Linked DNA regions of Homo sapiens: region 2 is linked to region 1. Evidence: read pairs that join two places in POLR2A ChIA-PET (ENCODE). Cell type or tissue: GM12878. All regions are shown on one strand. Each heading gives the region's core, and the rest is flanking DNA. Links, peaks and the distances in the headings are about the cores only.

Evidence for each region. Peaks named below come from ENCODE experiments on the same cell type or tissue, not always from the same donor. Only the 100,000 strongest peaks of a DNase experiment are listed, where the experiment ranks them.
Region 2: POLR2A ChIA-PET joins it to region 1 with 5 read pairs; 17 of 35 experiments call an interaction of 5 or more read pairs at or near these places.

Annotation. Positions count from the first base shown.
Region 1 is chr18:59,915,962-59,921,335 of GRCh38, forward strand. No RefSeq gene overlaps it. Among named protein-coding and RNA genes, the nearest start is that of PMAIP1, 19 kb to the left of the region's middle. In GM12878, for the core only: no CTCF peak of the experiment used is centred there; a DNase peak (open chromatin) is centred at 2,620; H3K4me3 peaks cover 464 bases; H3K27ac peaks cover 3,382 bases.
Region 2 is chr18:59,859,884-59,865,257 of GRCh38, forward strand. No RefSeq gene overlaps it. Among named protein-coding and RNA genes, the nearest start is that of PMAIP1, 37 kb to the right of the region's middle. RefSeq lists a silencer at 4,294-4,588. In GM12878, for the core only: no CTCF peak of the experiment used is centred there; a DNase peak (open chromatin) is centred at 2,478; H3K27ac peaks cover 1,009 bases.

The DNA.
Region 1 (5,374 bases), core at 158-5,157:
CAATTCAACCCATAACAGGAGTTGTTTAAGATTAATTAGTAAAACTTCACTAAGGACAGTTTCAGTAGATGGATGAATATTAGTATTATTACAGGATTTGCCTGACATCTGCTCAATAAATGAATTGGATAAGATAGATGGTAATCTTTGCTTTTCTCGTATCTATGGTACTGTGTTAGGTCAGAGAAAACTGTTTCTGACTAGTGCTCACCACTGAGAAAGGAGAAAACATATTGGCCTGGCCTTTGCTAGCTCACAGGCCTTATTGGCTGGGCTGAGGCTTTTTTCTCTTTTCTTTCTTTCTTTTTTTTTTGAGACAGGGTCTGGACTGCAGTGGCATGATCACCGCTAACTGCAGCCTCAAATTCTTGGGCTCAAGTGATCATCCTGTCTCAGTCTCCCAAGTAGGTGGAACTATAGGCATGCGCTACCATGCCTGGCTAATTTTAAACATTTTTTAGAGATAGGGTCTCACTATGTTGCCTAGGCTGGTCTCAAACTCCTGGGCTCAAGAGATCTGCCTGCTTCCACATCCCAAAGTGTTGGGATTATAGGTGTGAGCCACCATACCTGGCCTAGAGCTGCAGTTTCTTTCTTTCTTTTTTTTTTTTTTTTGAGACGGAGTCTTACTGTGTCGCCCAGGCTGGAGTGCAGTGGTGCTCTCGGCTCACTGCAACCTCTGCCCTCCGAGTTCAAGCGATTCTCCTGCCTCAGCCTCCCAAGTAGCTGGGATTACAGGCATCTGCCCCCTCACCTGGCTAATTTTTTGTGTTTTTAGTAGAGATGGGGTTTCACAATCTTGGCCGGGCTTGGTCTTGAACTCCTGACCTTGTGATCCACCCACCTTGGCCTCCCAAAGTGCTGGAATTACAGGTATGAGCCACCACGAAGGGCTGAGGTTTCTTAACTGTTCTTGGCCTCACTCATCATTTGCCCAAAGAAAAGTCTGACCTGATAGGGGAGCCTCAGGGTGTCAGTGTGTCTCTGAAATTGTGTATAAAAGAGTTGTTTTTTTTTTTTTTCAGATGAAATCTATTGTACTTGTCACAGGAGTCTGTGACTCAGTAACACTTAAGAGCCACTGGACTGGATTTCCTATATTTAACCGCACATTAGAGTCACCTGCAGAGATTGCAAATGCCCCATCTCAATCCCAGAGACTCTTTTTCAATTGGTCTGGGAGAGGGCTTATCCATCGGTATTTTTTAAGTTCCTCTAGTAATCTTGGTGTGCAGCTGGGTTGGGCACCACAGCACCAGACAATTCCTACACCCACCCTTTTGGCACTAATATTCAGATTCTGATGGTCTCTACTCTTTATATAAATAATACGGCATATCCCATCAAAACTGCCATTGCCCTGGGGAGAGGGCTTGTTTACAGCCTGAGTATTAGGACTTAATATACTTCTGGTATGCATTTCAAGACATTCCCTTAGGCTTCTTCTGCTGGACTCCTCTGCTGCGCTGGGGTGGGGACCTGGCTCCTGGGGCATCTCTCCCTTGCTTCCCATACCACTGTGCATTCAGGGAGAATCAGCTCCACAGAGGAAGTCACTGTGGAGCTTCAAAGGGGATGCACTGAGAGGGCCCACAGGGGGCTGCCAAGCGAGCCTCCAAAGTGGAAGGGGGAATGTCAAAGAGAAAGCGGGTGGCAAGCAAGAGGTGCTGGGGATGGGGTTATGCAATGCGAATCGGAAAAGTGAGCCAGTTCCTGAGCACAGGCCATAGTTGCCTTTGGAGGGTGACTCAGCAGGTTACTTTTCAGGAAGTGTTTTTTCTTCATTTTTTTGTTTCTTTTTAATGAGCAGGTGAAGGGCATCAAATGAACAGACAAGTTACTAAGACTGAAAAAAATTCAGTTTCTTTTTCTTTTCTTTTCTTTCTTTCTTTTTTCTTTTTTTTTTTTTTTAATAGAGACAGGAGGCCAGGTGCGGTGGCTCACGCCTGCAATCTCAGTACTCTGGGAGGCTGAGGCGGACGGATCACCTGCGGTTATGAGTTCAATACCAGCCTGACCAACATGGAGAAACCCTGTCTCTACTAAAAACACAATAATTAGCTGGACGTGGTGGCGTGTGCCTGTAATCAGCTACGCAGGAGGCTGAGGCGGGAGAATCACTTGAACCCCGGAGGTGGAGGTTGGAGTGAGCCGAGAGGGTGTCACTGCACTGCACTCCAGCCTGTGAGACAGAGTGAGACTCCATCTCAAAAAAAAAAAAAAAAAAAAATAGTTTCCCTATGTTGCCCAGGCTGGTCTTGAACTCCTCGACTCAAGTGATCTTCCTGCCTTGGCCTCCCAAAGTGCTGGGATTACAGGCGTGAGCCATTGCCCCCAGCCTTTACGGTTTCTTATGCTAGATATGGAGATTGGCATTAATTGCTTAATTAGCTATCTACAAAAATAATCTAGTGATTCACACTTCTCTACTGTTGTCTGCAGACTGACATTGTATAATCCAGGTGTCTCTCCGACACTGATACACAAACCAAGGCTGATAAACGCTCATATAAAATGGCCATTCCACAGTTGATGGCCCAGATACCCAGAAAGACACATGGCCTCCCGCATTTGCCGTTTATCTCTGCAGACAGGAAAGCTAGGTGTGGGTGTACTGTGGATCGGGTGACGGACATGGCCCCTTTGGGCTTAAAATTGCCCTGCCGGCAGCTGGCATGACTCAGCTTGTGTGCTGCAGCCAACATAGCGAGGCCAGGCAGGGTGGGGCTGAAGGCAGTGGAGCGGAAGAGATCTTCCCCAGTTGCTCTATTTTAAGCTACAGGGTCTTCTAACAGGTTTGGTAGGAACTGAAGTACTGGCTGAGGAGTGAGGAGGGATTGCATAGTTTCGAGGTCCTTGGTTTAATAATAGTTTACACTTTTGGATTCCTTGATCTGTGCCAGCTTCTGTAGCTCGTGCTTTGCAAATATAATTTCATCTAATCCTTCCACCAACTCTGAGGGCTAAGTATCATTATCTTCATTTCTTTCTTCTCTCTCTCTCTTTTTTTTTTTAATAAAAAACAAGAGCGCACTGAAGATTAGGAGGTTTAAAAGCCTGCTCAAAGTCAGAGGACTGAATGCAGAGGTAGTGACAAATATTAGAACGGTCTGATTTTAATGCCTGCGTCCTCAAGCCTCACAATGTAGCCACCCGTGGCCTCTCCTCAAGGGGAGTTAATTCAGCGAGCATTTGTTGAGGGCCTGCAGCATGCCAGGTGCTTTGCTGGGCATGGTGGAGAGCGCAGTGCTGACACATGTGGCCCCTGTTATCAAGGGATCAGTATCCTCTAGGAGGACCACCCAGGGAAATTGCCACATGTTTGTTTTAGTCTCCATTTTATCCTTTAATGGTGGTGTGATCATGGCTGATCTATGTAGTCTGGGATAACATTTTTTTTTTCAGCTATTAAAAGACTGTTGTGAATCCAGACGAGAGTAAGGATGGGGACAGTGTGTTGAAAAGTAACCGGAGCTCAAAAAGTGAAGCTTCATTCATCTTTCCCGAGCTACCTGGAGTTTGGATGGACTGGCTCTGAAGCAAAGGAGGCTCAGGTCAAGCTCAGGCTTCTTGCCTCATCCAAGATCCTTTCTTTCTATAGACCTCACATTCTGTCACTCCTTCAGCAAATCCTGGCAGCTATGTCTTCTGAGTATGGCCAGAGTATGACCCTTCTCTAATCCCCTGTACACAGAGCCACTATCATTCCATACCCGGGTGCTACAGAGGCCTCCTAACTGGTCTCCAGCTTCTGCCCTTACTCCTCTTTGATCTCTGCTCAAATAGCATTTTATCAGAGAATGCTTGAGTACCTGTTGAAAGACTATGCCCCTACCATCACTCACTGTATCCCAACCTGCTTTATTCTTCTTCACCACTTGGTATAGATCTGCTCATTTGCTAGTCATCTGATGCCCTCTCTTGAATGTAGGGCCCTGAGGGCCAAAGCCTGGGCTCTTCCATGCACTGCTGTATCCCCCAGATCAAGAACCTGGCAGGCAAGGCAATAGGGGCTACCATGCTTGACCTCTTTCAGTTTGTTCTCAAACTGGTTTGCCCTTTATTTTTTATTTTTTTAATGAGATGGAGGAGTCTCCTTCTGTCATCCAGGCTGGAGTGCAGTGGCACGATCTTGGTTCGCTGCAACCTCCACCTCCCTGGTTCAAGCAATGCTCTTTCCTCAGACTCCCGAGTAGCTGGGATTACAGGCGTGCACCACCACACCCCCAGCTAATTTTTGTATTTTTAGTAGAGAAGGGATTTCACCATGTTGGCCAGGCTGGTCTGGAACTCCTGACCTCAAGTGATCCGCCCACCTCGGCCTTCCAAAGTGCTGAGACTACAGGCATGAGCTCCACGCCCGGCCTGCCCTTTTAACTCTTTTTTTTTTTTTTAAATACAGAGTCTCGCTCTGTCACCCAGGCTGGAGTGCAGTGGTGCCATCTCCGCTCACTGCAAGCTCTGCCTCCCGGGTTCACGCCATTCTCCTGCCTCAGCCTCCCCAGTAGCTGGGACTACAGGCGCCCGCCACCACACCCAGCTAATTTTTTTTTTTGTATTTTTAGTAGAGACGGGCTTTCACCGTGTAAGCCAGGATGGTCTCAATCTCCTGACTTCGTGATCCACCTGCCTCAGCCTCCCAAAGCACTGGGATTACAGGCGTGAGCCACCGCACCTGGCCTTAAATCTTATTTTTAATATTACAAAATTCAGCATATAGAGAAAGGTAAAAAAGGGAGGAGAAATTTGTCCCTAATGGCAGTCCCAGCAACAACCACTGTAATACATTTAAAACCATTTTGATTTTTAATATCATTTTTGTTTGTTTGTTTTGAGAGAAAGTCTTGCTCTGTTGCTCAGGCTGGAGTGCAATGGCGCCATCTCGGCTCACTGCAACCTCCATCTTCAGGGTTCAAGCGATTCTTCTGCCTCAGCCTCCCCAGTAGCTGAGACTACAGGTGCCCACCACTACGCCTGGCTAACTTTTGTATTTTTAGTAGAAATGGGGTTTCTCCATGTTGGCCAGGCTGGTCTCTAACTCCTGCACTCAGGTTATCTGCTCACCTTGGCCTCCCAAAGTGCTGGGATTACAGGAGTAAACCACGGCGCCTGGCCTGATTTTTAATATAATTTTAAGAGTAGTTTAATTACAAAGACTAACCAAGCCTTATTTCATTCCAGATGTTCTGAATTTTGACGTTTTACTTAAAGCATTTGAACAGTGGAGTCAGCCTAATTTGAAGTCTATACTTACCGTTATGAATGTTTAGCATTATCAGGTAACCCTTATCCAAATATTTTGGGAAAGTAAACCCTAAAAGGAAACCCATTATACACCGTAAGCTGCTCTTTATGTGTCTAATGCCCTGACAAT
Region 2 (5,374 bases), core at 66-5,065, 56 kb before region 1:
GAAGGAGACAGCTGTTGGAGTGATGCTTCTAGAATCCAAGAACACCCAGGATTGCCAGTAAAACACCAGAAGCTAGGCGAGAGGTATGAACAGGTTCTCCCTCACAACTCTCAGAAGGAAACAACCATGCCAGTACCTTGATTTTGGACTTCTAGCCTCCGGAGCTCTGAGACAATGCATTTCTATTACATGAAGCCACCCAACTGTAGCAGCTCTAGCATAAATGAATACAGCCTGGCCCACCTGGAAGCCCTTAGTAGACTTCCTTCCTTTATAAGACAGCACCATCATGATCTATGCCATCTGTCTTCCAGGACAGCTGTGAAAAATAAAGTATTTCTTAAGCATGCATCATTTGAGGCATTGGGATAGTGAATAAGAAAGCATTTAATAAGAATAAAAGAGCAGAGCATAAGATATTACTATTTCCTTTTACCTCAACTGAGCCATAGCAGAGAATGGATGCAAGATGCAGATAAATTTAGAATTAGGAGGCCGAGCATGGTGGCTGACGCCTGTAATCCCAGCAATTTGGGAGGCCAAGGTGGGCGGATCACCTGAGGTCAGGAGTTCAAGGCCAGACTGGCCAACATGGTGAAACCCTGCCTCCACTAAAAATACAAAAATTAGCTGGGTGTGGTGGCACACACTTGTAACCCCAGCTACTCGGGAGGCTGAGGCAGGAGAATCACTTGAACCTGGAAGATGGAGTTTGCAGTGAGCTGAGATTGATTGTACCACTGCACTCCAGCCTGGGCGACAGAGCAAGACTGTTGCAAAAACAAAAAAAACAAAACAAAAGATTAGAATTAGGGGCAAATTCCAGCAAATATTCTTTATAGGACAAGCATTTTCAAAGTACTCCTTGTAACAATGATAATCCCAGGGGCTACCGAGCACATGTTATGTACTAAGTGCTTTATGTACACTATGTGCATGATCTCAACACATACAGCTGCCCAGTGAGGTAAGTGCTGCTCTTATTCCTTCTTTAAGACAAAGGAAATTAGGATTAAGTAGTCTGTGCAAGGCTGCAGGGCTGTGTCATGGTTGAGGCATGATTTGAACCCTTGCCTCTGAGGACATTCTATTAACCTCTGTGAGTCTTGTTTCTCCAGCAGCTTAACAGCTATAGTTAGAAGAAATATGCAGCAGTAGCAATACTCTAAAAGTGGAATTTAAAAAAACAATCTATACACATTGTTATCAGTTCATAAATTAATCAAGGTTCCTGTGACTACACAGAGGGTGACGAGTAAACCCTTCTTCCTAGAAAGAGAGAGTTTTCCTGGATTAAATTATCTACTCTGTTTCAGGAGTGAATCACCCCAGGGTTAGGGATTTGAGGCTGAAGAGAGATAGCAGCTGAACATTTCTGGACTCTGGCAGAGACGGGTAGAAATGAGGTCATTCTAGATTCGAGATTATTTTAGATCTTTCTAGGGGCAGAGCTAAGAGACCAACACTCTTCTCAGGGATTCACTGAGGGAAGACCGAGGCCAGCCATGGGGTCTGATCAAAAGTTCCTTACAGGCCGGGCGCAGTGGCTCACACCTGTAATCCCAGCACTTTGGGAGGCCGAGGCAGGCAGATCACGAGGTCAGGAGTTCAAGACCATCCTGGCTAACACGGTGAAACCCCCTCTCTACCAAAAATACAAAAAAAAAAAAATTAGCCGGGCGCGGTGGCGGGTGCCTGTAGTCCCAGCCACTCGGGAGGCTGAGGCAGGAGAATGGCGTGAACCGGGGAGGCGGAGCTTGCAGTGAGCCGAGATCGTGCCACTGCACTCCAGCCTGGGTGACAGAGCGAGACTCTGTCTCAAAAAAAAAAAATTCCTTACAGTTCTGCGGACTTCTGTTAGCAGCTGAGAGACTAAGGCAGAATTAGGGGGAACAACTGCTATCTCAGACAATTTCCATATACCCTTCCTTTACCTGTCTCAGAAGGACTAACTTTGAATTTCAGTTTGGAAATGCATGATTTTTCCCCTAACTTGACATCAATACTTGATTGTTTCAATTGCTTTTTAGAATTCCAAGGCAGGAGGCAGGCGGGGTGGGCAGCCAGCAGCCTTGTGGGTCACTGGCCTTCAACATGGTGTCAAGGGTCCAATGTCCAGGCTAAGGGGAGATGGCCAACCAAGGACTTTGCTGTCACCCTGTAGGGCTGTGCAGGGACTTTAAGGACAAGAAATTCACCCTCCTCTCCTGAACTTTCCAGCACTGGCTGTTTTACTAGGTCATGCATTGAACTGAGTTTTCCTGACTGCAACCTCATCTTGTGCATCTCTAGCAACTTCGGAAAGGTGGTGTAATGTAAGGAAAGCTCCAAGGGCTTTGGAGACAAACCTGCCTTAACAGGTTAGACAAACCTAACCCCAAGGGCTTAGGAGACAAACCTCACAGCCATGTGCCCCTGCCACTCACAGTTATGTGGTTTTAGGCAAATTGCCTAATTTCTTTTTCTTTTCCTTTCTTTTTTTTTTTTTTTGAGACGGAGTTCTGCTCTGTCGCCCAGGCTAGAGTGCAGTGGCGTGAACTTGGCTCACTGCAAGCTCCGCCTATAAAGTGGTTGGTAAATAGGTTTCCAGGTCCCGCTCAAGCAGAGCCAAGGTCCTAAAGAGGCAGTCATTAGTGAAACAAAAAGAGGGGCCTGGTTATCTTGGAGACCCCACAGACATCTGGCAGAAGTAGTCAAGAAGAAGGTGGGACTTCTCCAGTCCCTGGGGCACATTCAGACTTCTCCAGTGTAATTAGCCTCAGGACCAGGCCTTTCTGGCTGTAATCACAGTGCTTATTGGTGGCTGTGTTTATGTCTCCCCAGACGGTAGACACAAACTTTCATTTGGCAAAAGGCAACCATTACCCCTAAATATACTAGTAAGAGTCTCCTCTTTGCATTGAGAAAGGAGGCATCCCCCACTTAAGCACTCCCTTCCCAGTATCAAAAGGAAAGGGGTCAACAAGTGGTACTCTCCTTTAAAAAGTTTCAGACCTGGACCGGGGCAGTGGTTTAGGTCTCTAATCCCAGCACTTTGGGAGGCTCAGGCAGGAGGATCCCTTGAGCCCAGGAGTTAGAGACCAGCCTTGGTAACAGCAAGATCCCATCTCTACAAAAAATAAAAATTAAGGCCAGGTGTAGTGGCTCATGTCTGTAATACCAGCATTTTGGGAGGCCAAGGCAGATGGATCACTTGAGGTCAGGAGTTCGAGACCAGCCTGGCCAACATGGTGAAACCCCGTCTCTACTAAAAATACAAAAATTAGCCGGGCATGGTAGCACCCACCTGTAGTCCCAGCTACTCCAGAGGCTGAGCCAGGAGAATTGGTTGAACCCAGGAGGTGGAGATTGCAGTGGGCCAGGATTGTGCCAGTGTACTCCAGCATGGGTGACAGAGTGAGACCGTCTCAAAAAAAAAAAAAAAAAAAACCAATCTGGGTGTGGTGGTGTGTGCCTGTAGTCTCTCAGCTACTCAGGAGGCTGAGGTGGGAGGATTGCTCGAGCTGGGAGGTTGAGGCTGCCATGAGCTATGATCACACCACTGCACTCCAGCCTGAGTGACAGAGTGAGACCCTGCCCTCCACCCCCACCCTCCCCCAAAAAAAACCCAAAACCAAAAACCAAAAACCAGAACAACATAAACCTTTCAGACCCACAGAGGATTTTTAGAACAGTGAATATACTGTGTATACTATAATGGTGGATATATGCCATGATACATTTGTTCAAACCGATAGAATACACAACACTAAGAGTGAACCCTCATGTAAGCTACGGTATTTGGGTTTTGATAATGGCATGTGAATTCAGCCATTGTAACAAACGTGTCATGCTGGTGCCCATAGGTGAGGCTGCATAGGTGGGGACAGAGGATGTGTAAAAGATCTTTGTACCTCCCTCTTAATTTTATGTTGAGCTTAAAACTGTTCTAAAAATACAATCTTTTTTTTTTTTTTTTTTTTTTTGAGACGGAGTCTCGCTCCGTCGCCCAGGCTGGAGTGCAGTGGTGGGATCTGCGTTCGCTACCAGCTCCGCCCCCCGGGTTCATTCCATTTTCCTGCCTCAGCCTCTCGAGTAGCTGGGACCACAGGCACTCGCCACCATGCCTGGCTAATTTGTTTTTTTTGTATTTTTAGTAAAGACGGAGTTTCACCGTGTTCGCCAGGATGGTCTCGATCTCCTGACCTCGTGATCCACCCGCCTCGGCCTCCCAAAGTGCTGGGATTACAGGCATGAGCCACCGTGCCTGGCCTTAAAAATATAATCTTTAAAAAAAAGTTTCAGACCTCCTCGAGGAAAGGAGGACAGATGTCAATTTTGTCCCCAGTTGCTGAATAAATGCCCTTTGCTAACTGTCTAAATCAGCTGGAAGCGATTTACACAAAGCCAGGAGTCTTTCTGCATATTCCAGGGACTCCTGGCTGCACCTGCAGCCATCTTTAGCAAAAGCTCATCTACATAACAATGCACCAAGGCCCGGGGAAGCTTCTGGGACTGTCGTTGTTCTGTTGTGTATTCACCTTCAGTTGTATGGGAAGTGTTTTTCTATAAGGGCAAACACTTTGTTTACCACCTGGTAACAAACCTTCTGGTAAACAAAGTTTGCATCACAGATTGGATTACTCCCAGTCCCTGCTTTTCAAAACCAGCTCGGAAAGGGTGTACCTTATCTAGCAATGACTAATTGACTTTATGATACAAGTCTGAACAAAGGCCAAGGCAAGAGTTAAAAAATAATATGTCTGGCCAGGCACGGGGTTTATGCCTGTAATGCCAGCACTTTGGGAGGATGAAGTGAAAAAAAAAAAAGTCATTAAGTTTAAAAAAAAAGAAGGTGCAGGGAAAACACTATTTTAAAACAGTGCAAGTGAGATATAAGGCAGGTGAAAAGCCTAACCATGTGCTATTTATAAAGTGATTATGTGGCTATACCATTGACGATGAATAAGGAGAACTTGAGAAACTATTAGTAAACATAGTTATTATTACCTAATCTTGTTCCTAGAAAAGCCAATGGAAGTTTAGACTCAATATTCAGGTTTAAGTATAGAATTAAGCATCACGAAAATTCTGAAATTATGGAGGGCGCCTGTAATCCCGACTACTCAGGAGGCTGAGGCAGGAGAATCGCTGGAACCTGGGAGGTGAAGGTTGCAGTGAGCTGAGATCATGCCACTGCACTCCAGCCTGGGCGACAGAGTGAGACTCTACATAAATAAATAAATAAATTCTGAAATTATAGAAGAAAACCTGAGATGAGATGGGGAAAGTTACACAAAACTTTACAGATTAAAAGTCATAAAGGATGGGATAGTGGTTTGCTGCTTTCTGTGTAAGACAAGCTTATATTGGGGGATCATCCAAGTTTAGCATG